Linked DNA regions of Mus musculus: region 1 is linked to region 2. Evidence: chromatin loops called from intact Hi-C (ENCODE). Cell type or tissue: heart. All regions are shown on one strand. Links, peaks and the distances in the headings refer to the core of each region. The heading gives the core; the rest is flanking DNA.

Region 1 (4,392 bases), core at 285-4,284, 88 kb before region 2:
ACCCAAAGATTTTGACTCACACTTGGGTTCATTTGGTCTGCTGACATTCAGGCCCATACTTACATACTTCCTGTCCCCCAACGCTTAGCAGCAAACTGCACTTGGTATAACCCTAGATTTGTCTTTCTCTTCTTTTCAGTCTCACAGCACCTTGAGGCTCGTCCTTATGAATTAGGACTTGGTTGTCCTGCATCAGCAAAGCTGTGTGACCTTCTTGGAAACCAGAGAGGGTGTGTCTACTTTCTTGGCTTTTCATTTTCTGTCTAAAGCTGCCTTTGCCCCTTGGCACCTGACTTCATCTAACGTGTTCAAATCTGCAGTGTTAGCTGAGCCCGACCTGCCGTAGCCTTTGGTGATCTCTCCTGCCTCCCTCTTCCAATGAGATGACCCAAGATAGTTCTTCCATCTCAAAGGAAGCTGATGGGCCGCCTCAGTTCCTCTTAGCCATGGAACGTTATGTTTTTACTGGTTCGGAGGATTGGGACGTTGGGTGTCCCTGGGGCCACTGTACTGCCTGTTCTATCTTTTCTTCTGAGAGGACAGCCCTCTCCTTAGAGAGGGCTGCAGAAACTCTCACTTGTCACAGGAGTTTTCCAGGGTTGCCATAACAAAGTGCTCCAACTTGAATTCTTTACACAACAGAAATGTATTCTGTCAGTCTTGAAGCTCGTCTTATTTATTTTAAAGACAAGAAGGGGAGGGCTTCAAGCTGGGTGTGGTGGCACAGGCCTTTTAGTCCCAGCACTCGGGAAGCAGACGTAGGTACATCTCTGAGTTTGAGGCCAGCCTGGTCTGCAGAGCAAGTTCCAGGACAACCAGGACCATACAGAAAAACCCTTTCTCAAAAACCAATCAAACCATTAACAAAAACTACTGTTCAGGAATAAATTTCTAATCTAAGATAAGCAAAGGTGTGCGGTTACACACGAGGAGAAGTGAGAATCACGGGTTTGTTCATAGTTAACCAGGAGAGGAGGGTACTATGTTATGGGTGAAGACAAGATTCTATTTATTGGCTTGGGTGGGCTTTTGATAAATTGTTTGATAATCAGTTCTTAAATTGTACACAAGAAGGTAGGCATCATTTGTTTGAAGACAATATTCATCAATGAATACCTGAGCAGTCTACTCATTACCTAGCTCACATTACTTACTAGTCCACTCATTACTTGGCCCACAGCACACCTTCATTCAGGGTGTATTTTGCTAAGCATTTTTACCCAGATAAGGGAGTCATTTTATGGAAAAATCAAGCTAAGGAGGCCTATCCACTTGCAATGAAGGGTTTTGTATTTAAAGCCAGGCTGGAACAGCGGGAGGTGACTCTTACTTTCAGCTCTCAGACTGATGCCTGGCTCTTCACCAGCAGGATTGATGCTGACGCTTCATAGGCTGTGGTAACCACGTGACTCACCGCCACGTGTCCACGCAGAAAAGTTACCCCTTGTTCAGCGCATCCTCAGTGCAGCCCCAAGGCTGAAGTCGCCAGTACCCACCTCTCTGGGCAGCCCAGTGATGTCCCTCAGCGATGAGACTTCAGCAAAGGTCCCCCAAGAGTGGGCTGCACTGTTGGCAAACCTCCTCAGGAACGGCTCCTCGGTGGTGGTCCCTCAGCAGCAACAACCTCTCAAGAATGGTCCCTGGCGACTGCCCCTTAGCAACAGCTCCTCACAAATGACCCCTAGAAAGTGGTCCAGTAACTAGGTCGCCTCCCAGAAACAGATCCTCGGCGACGGTTCCTCAGCACTGGCCCCCGCAGAATCAGTTCCTTAAGCCGCTAGACCATGGCCTCTTAACGGCCCGACTGCCCCCAGCCACCGTGGGTCTGAGGCTGCGTAGTTTGGGCGCGCAGCTCCATGGCAACGGAAGGCTGCTTTGGGGTAGCGGGCGGGGCTGAGGCTGCGGAGGGAGAGCTTGTGCGCAGGCGTAGTGCAACAGCGGGGGTAAAGTGGGACGAGCATCGCGGAGGGCAGAGTCAAAGCTGACTGTTGCCCAGACGATTCTCCTGGAGACTGGGGCAGGTGCTCGAGAACTTGTCTAAAGCCAGTTGAAACTTGGGTCAACTGCTTACTTAAAAGACCATTTACGCAGAAGTTAGGATCTCCTGCGTCTCTTGGATCTGAATTCTGGCTCTCCCAGGGCTTTGCAGCCTGTGTTGTGCCCTCTAGGTGGTGACATCTGACTCCTCTGGATAACTCACAGGACTCTTTGGATTGTTTTTGGTCGTTTAAGTTGGCGTGGTCACTAGTCCGGGCAGGAGGTGGGCTCAACAGTGGACAGGACATGTTCCCTTTCCTCAGAGTCGCAGGGATGACTGGCAACTCCTGTAGTTTTGTCTTGGAGATGGAGAACCTTCAGCGTTAAGAAGTCCTCAAAATAATACAGAGCCTGTGGAAATGTCAGTGGAGATTGGTGGGGGGTACCTCTGCACTCCCTTCAGATACTTTGCCTGTGAAATACCACTGCAATACTGTATAGGTGTGTGTGTGGCTGGGGATCGAACCCAGGTGTTCTATAAGTTTAGAGCTTTGTGTATGGAAGCCGGATGTCCTAGTAAAGCAATTTGGGAAAGATAGCCAGTTGGTTTGTAACCTTTAGCTGAGGGAGAATGTGAACTGGGCCTCCTACTCTGGGTTGACCCTGGTATATGGCTGAGCAGAGAGGGTTGTGAAGTAACCATATCCAATACTAATATTTGTGGTATGAAGTATAATCCCCACTATAGTAAAATAAGTGAATAAATTGGTCTTCTCTTTCACGTTGCCTCAAATATTTGTTTACAGGGACAAAACTCTGACTAACACATGTAATTTTCTCTGGGGTATACTATACTCCTCTGTTAGGCTGGCCAAGCCTGTCAGGTATACATTAGGTTTGCCTCCCTTCCACTTTTTTTGTTTTGTTTTGTTTTTTGAGACAGGGTTTCTCTGTGCAGCCCTGGCTGTCCTGGAACTCACTCTGTAGACCAGGCTGGCCTCGAACTCAGAAATCCACCTGCCTCTGCCTCCCAAGTGCTGGGATTAAAGGCGTATGCTACCATGCCCGGCTCCCTTCCACTTTTATCTCAATATGCCAGTTGGGAATCAAGAACCAAAGGATTTCTCAGTTCAATTCTTCTTCTTCTTCTTCTTCTTCTTCTTCTTCTTCTTCTTCTTCTTCTTCTTCTTCTTCTTCTTCTTCTTCTTCTTCTTCTCCTCCTCCTCCTCCTCCTCCTCCTCCTCCTCCTCCTTCTTTCCTCCTCCTTTTCTTCTTCTTCTCCTTCTCCTTCTTCTCCTTCTTCTTCATCTTCTTCCTTCTTCGATCTCTCCAGCCCCTCTCAGTTCAATTCTTTTTCCTCTGCTAATCAATCCAAGATGCCTACTAAATTTCTGGTGTACCTAGTTCTATCCCACGACTTTGAACTAGAGGACATGGGCTGACACCATTGGTGCAAGAAATGGTCTGAGAGAGATGACTGCAGGGGATTTGGAAATGGGTTACTCACTGTCTGTTTGGCAACGAGGAGCCCTGCCTAAGCAGCATGTGAATTCCTTGTCTTAAGGAAGCAGCTCATCTGTGAGACTTTTACCAGCAACAAATTGGAGTGGTAATTCCACTCCACCTGTAATTCAGTTGTATTAATACCCTACAGAGGGATCATGAAAAGTTGGAGGTCAGTAGGATGCTAACACTGCTGTGAAATCAGGTGTTGTCTTGGTAGTTGGTAGGAGCCTGATCTCTCACAGCGAAAGCAAAAGACAAGCAAAGCCCGAGTAGGCTATTGAACAGGCTTTACCAAAACTAGGCCACAGTCCTAACCTGTGGACAGTACCTGGGCCTGTGCGGTGGGCACTCACTGACACCCTTGTGTCCTTGAGTGTACGGCTGTCCAGACTCTGAAATGACTTCAGAGCATTCCAAGGTAACTCCTGCCTTACTAGGAAGAGATAGCACCCCAAAATGTTCACGAAGACACAGTAGAGGTTTCTGCCCAGGGGTAACAAGATTCCCTTTGGTGCCTTATTTTAGCTCCTCTCCTGGTTGCCATGAGGCCAATAAGCATCGAAATATTCTCTAGACAACTAATAAATAAAATCCACGGGGCTGCTGACTTGTACTGAACTCCCACACCCCAACCGACCAGATCAAACTGGAGCGATTCACACATCACCACAAAGAGCAGGGTGTTTATTTGACCTGAGAAACTGGGAAAGCAATGTGATAGCCAAGGAGTTTTACAAGTATCAAGGCAAATAAATCAGGAAATGTCACACCAACACAAAATAAACAAACTGTGATGGTTTGTATGTGCCTGGCTCAGGGAGTGTGGCCTTGTTGGAGTAAGTGTGTCTTTTTGGGCGTGGGCTTTAAGACCCTACTCATAGCTTCTAGCTCACTAGCAGCCCTCAGATG
Region 2 (4,392 bases), core at 126-4,125:
AACTTGCTATAGGCATGCAGAATTACACTATGCAGGTCATCACAGAGGTTGGAACAAACAGCGAGTAGTTTTGACACTGTGTCTCCAGCAGCATCCTGACTGACAGAGGGCAGGGCTGTGGTAAGTGCAGGTACACAGGCAGCAAATTCCGATCTCCTTTTCCAACACTTTGCATGTGTGTGGGGTGGGCTAGGGAGGGTAGTAGGTAGGTAGGTATTTGCACCATTCCCAGTAGGGCACACTCCAGATGTGCCTCAGGCTTGACATGATAAATAAAGCTGCATCCAAGGACAGATACAAGTCACAGCTGAGAGATGGCAGGTGTTAATTTCCAACATCGGGTCTCCACTCCTGGCCCTAGAACAACTTCTGGTCAGTTCGATGAAAGTGTCTGAAGCTGCTGCAGGTGCTACCACATCGTTCCACTCAGCCGGCAAAATGGAGCCTGATCCTCGAGGTGGTAGTAGAATGCTTGCTGCTGTGACCTAGGGGTTTCAGTGCTCTGGACCTGGCCGTTACACTGCCACTTCTGCTTTGTCGCTTAGATGGAGTGTGGCCTAGAAGCTTCCTCGTCCCCCAAACATCGGAGGGAGCGGTGGCATATCTTATCCTGAGTTTCTGGGACATTAAATTAAGAAATAAATGTGACCTCGTAGCTTGGTTTTGCTTTGTACAGCTATCCTCGGGGACATTCTGAGGTTTTTCTGCTTAGACTTCTGCCATTCATTCATTCATTCATTCATTCTACATAGCTTAACAGTGTCCCCCAAGGGCTGGGCTGGCGATGCCAGGGGACAATAGGGAGAACAGTCTCCTGAACTGTCCCTTGTTAAGATGAAGTCAGGTAAAAACACAAGGCAGACCCCTCTCACATAGACAGGTGATTTAGGATTCCAACTCAGGGTTAGCATCTTTAGCCACTGTGGAGGATCCAAGACACTAGGCAGGGTAGCACCAATGAGGGACCCCCCATGGTAAGACTCAGACACTAGATGGGATGACTATGGCAGTGGAGGGTGGCTGAGGGTCCATAGGAGGAGGGGCAGGAGGACTGAAGGCCATGAGAGTTGTAGCCTGTTAGGCTAACTAGGAAGACCTTGCTGGACAAACCAGCTACTGATGACTGAAGGGAGATGAAGCACACATGATGGATGAAGGAGGAGAGGTATAGGAGTAACAGGATAAGGCAGCCATGAGGGTAGTGGGCAAGGCAGCCGTGATGGGTAGTGGGCAAGGCAGCTGTGATAGGTAGTGGACCAGGCAGCCATGATGGGTAGTGGGCAAGGCAGCCATGATGGGTAGGGAGGATGTGGCAGCTCAGTGCTGTGTGGAGAGGACGCTGCAAGTGATGAGGGGGAACAAAGTAGGCATGAGATACAGAAGGATGAGAGAGCCTTTCAGGAGTTAACTCTGTAAAACCTAAGGAGTTAATCCATTGAAACCTAATTGTGACCTATTTTCTGTTCCAATTAAGTTGAAGGTCCTTTGCCAAGTTAAATGGGATCACGTGCAAAGGAGCAGAAAAATCTTGAAACTCGCCTTCACATTAAAAGAGATGCTCGCTAAGGATACCTGTGAGTGTGAAGGCAGGGCTCAGGGCTGTGTACCTCCACCGCTGGGTATAACACAACCTGCTTTGCACCTGCTTGTCCAAGCTAAGGGTTCCTTTTCATCCTCCCTGTGACTATGGGGTATCCATAGACTTCAGCCGCTTGCTGAGGGCAGCCTATGGCCCAGCTGGCTCACCAACACCTCCAGCCTTTCCTGGGCTTAGTGTTATTTTGCTGTGGTAAAAGTTATTTTGCAAAAACTATTGGAAAATCTGCCACATGGAGAGACAGCGCTGGATGCCGAGGGCTCTACTGAGGCAGAGATTCTGTGTGCTGTTTCCTTTGTTATGCCCGGCGGTCACCAGCTGCCAGTGGGATTTGGTCTCTGTTTCTGCTCAGCAGCCCCACCTGGTGGCTCTTCACCATGTCTGCCTTATTGGCCTGTGGGGTACTGAGGCCCTCCCTGCCTTGGTTTAGTATCTAAATACCATGTCTTCTCTTACTTGGCCATATATGAAGTCAGGTTCTATGAACAGTAACCACAGCAACAACAATACAAGAGCTTGCAAGTGGTTTACACACCTGCTTCTCCGGAAGAGTAAACAGAACGCGGAGACCCATGTGGCAATACAGGAACCTTACTTAGTCCCTACCCCTGGAGCTTGGAAGCCTCTTGGTTCAGAGAATAGCAAATGGGCAAACCTGACTTGTGGGGAATGGGGGACAGAACAGAGGGCCGGGCGTGGCTCTGTGGTCGGGTCCAGTAAGTAGCACCATTCCTCAACACTGCTGCTCAGTGTCTGACCACAGATCAGCCAGCTCAAGTGTCTGCTAAAGTATCCAGTAAGATTTCTTTACCCCACCCCACCCCCAAACTGTGGGGCTGGAACCCTGAGGCAGTCCACTCCACAAGCTTATATAAGGAAGGAGCCACAGGTCCTACAGTTTGGCCAAACAGAAGGATGGTGGTCAATAGGTCAGCTCCTTCACTGAACTCCTCCTCCTCCTCCGTCTCTTGCCTTTCTGTGCCCCATCAGTGTCCCACGCTCGTGACACTAATACAGAGGCAGCTGGGGTGCTCATAGCCCACCTGGGTAGAGGAAGATCGATCCCACGTATATCCTGTCCACTGGAATGTCATACCAGGGAGTAAGACTTTCCCGATACGTGACTCCCCATCCTGCCTGGACCTGGTGAGTGTTCTTCACATCCTTATGTCTGACTTTCTTCACTTTTGAAATGAGAGAAAAGTTCACTTTGTAAAGAGAGATTAGAGAGCTACATGTTGTAGAGAGGTTTTCTGGGAGCCTGCAGGGACCTCTGGGTTGAAGTTACTATCCTTCCAACCTTCAGGTCCTCCTAGTGGCACTCGACATCTTGCATCTGATTGTGATTGTGACATCTGAGATTTTTTTGTTGTTAATGACATTTTTGTTTCATTTTTAGTTTGAGATAGGGTCTCCCTGTGTGGCCCAGGAAGATCTTGTCTCCACTCCCCCAAAACAACACACCACCTCCCCAGCACCCCTTGTCAACTTGACACAAATAATATCTCATGTTCACATGAAACAATAACAAGGTTGTAAATACGCCTAACATGATATAACTATCCCTCGTACAATCGCAAACGCATTAGTAAATTTACAATGGGCATTCATATTACTTTATAATCCTCGTTTCTGCAACTGGTTACGTGGCCTTAATTGGTATTTATAACTACCTTCCTCTACTACCCATTCTGTATTTCCTTCACCTTCAGCCAGCACCTCAGCAGGTCTTGGCTCTTTTCCTGGAGGATTGACCCATACCTTCATTCCTGATGGGTCTGTGTCCTTTGTCATCCTGCTTGGACTAGGCTGTTGTAGTTTCCCATTGACTTTAATCACAGGACATGGTAGTACTTTTATATTTATATTTTTACTTATTTGTACTTTTATATTTTTTGAGATATTCTAGTTTTGTTTTCTCTGTATAGGTGTTTTGTTTGTATGTATGCATGTATGTATGTATGTATGAATGACTGTGTACCGTGTGTATTTGGTGCCATAGGAGGCCAGAAGAGGGAGTCATCCTCTGGAACTGGTTTGTCAGACAGATGTCAGCCCCCATGTGGGTCCTGAGAACTGAACCCAGGTCTTCTAGAAGAGCAGTCAGTGCTCTTAACCCTGAGTCTCTCCAGCTCCCCACCTCCCTCAGAACATTTTTTAAACTTTAGACGACATCTCAAAAAAGGTTTAATTCATTTTCTGTGTTCCATTCCAAACGCTGGTGTGATTCTCACACGATATAAGAAATGTAAAACCGCATATTGGCCAAGTCTGCCACGTGGAGGGAGGGTATTGAGGACCCTTCTTATTCGCCTGTTTCCCCTTCCCAGACGCCTCCCCTGCAGCTCTGCTGGTTTACCTGTTCTTGCATTAGTTCCCCTGATGAGTCATTCATCCCTCCGTTCTAGCTCGGCTGTCTGTACAGTGTGCTGTGCCATTTCTACAGAGACTCACCTGGGTCGGCAAGATCCAGGGCCCAAAATGTCAGGTCCACTAGGCTTTCCTGTAGAAAGAGGTTGTAGTGGGTCCTGACCTGCTAGTGAGCTGTCCGGTGTTTCTGTTCTGAGCCTCTTTCCCCAGCCCTGGCCACTCCCTTCCCCAGCCCTGGCCACTCCCTTCCCCAGCCCTGGCCCCTCCCTTCCCCTGCTCTGGCCCCTCCCTTCCCCTGCTCTGGCCCCTCCCTTCCCTTGCTCTTGCCACTCCCTTTCCCAGAGTTGGTCTAGTTGTGCTCACTTGTTCTAGATCTAGACCAGGACTCCAGGAGGAGGAATTGAAAGCCCTAACCCAAGCCTGAG

Evidence for each region. A loop is a pair of places that touch in the nucleus more often than their neighbours do. Peaks named below come from ENCODE experiments on the same cell type or tissue, not always from the same donor. Only the 100,000 strongest peaks of a DNase experiment are listed, where the experiment ranks them.
Region 1: a loop joins it to region 2, with 3 times the contacts of the local background. A loop is called at or near these places in 5 of 42 quality-filtered maps.

What each region holds. Positions count from the first base shown.
Region 1 is chr4:155,406,675-155,411,066 of GRCm38, reverse strand. It overlaps Cfap74 (cilia and flagella associated protein 74), which reads right to left and starts at 1,827. Exons shown (of 39, transcript NM_001368738.1): 1 at 1,497-1,827. The region is part of intron 2 of 5830444B04Rik (RIKEN cDNA 5830444B04 gene); the gene reads left to right. In heart, for the core only: a CTCF peak has its summit at 2,146; DNase peaks (open chromatin) are centred at 1,416 and 1,866; H3K4me3 peaks cover 1,419 bases; H3K27ac peaks cover 439 bases.
Region 2 is chr4:155,318,310-155,322,701 of GRCm38, reverse strand. The region is part of intron 4 of Prkcz (protein kinase C, zeta); the gene reads left to right. Among named protein-coding and RNA genes, the nearest start is that of Prkcz, 41 kb to the left of the region's middle. In heart, for the core only: a CTCF peak has its summit at 1,970 (motif pointing left); no DNase peak of the experiment used is centred there; H3K27ac peaks cover 217 bases; H3K27me3 peaks cover 698 bases.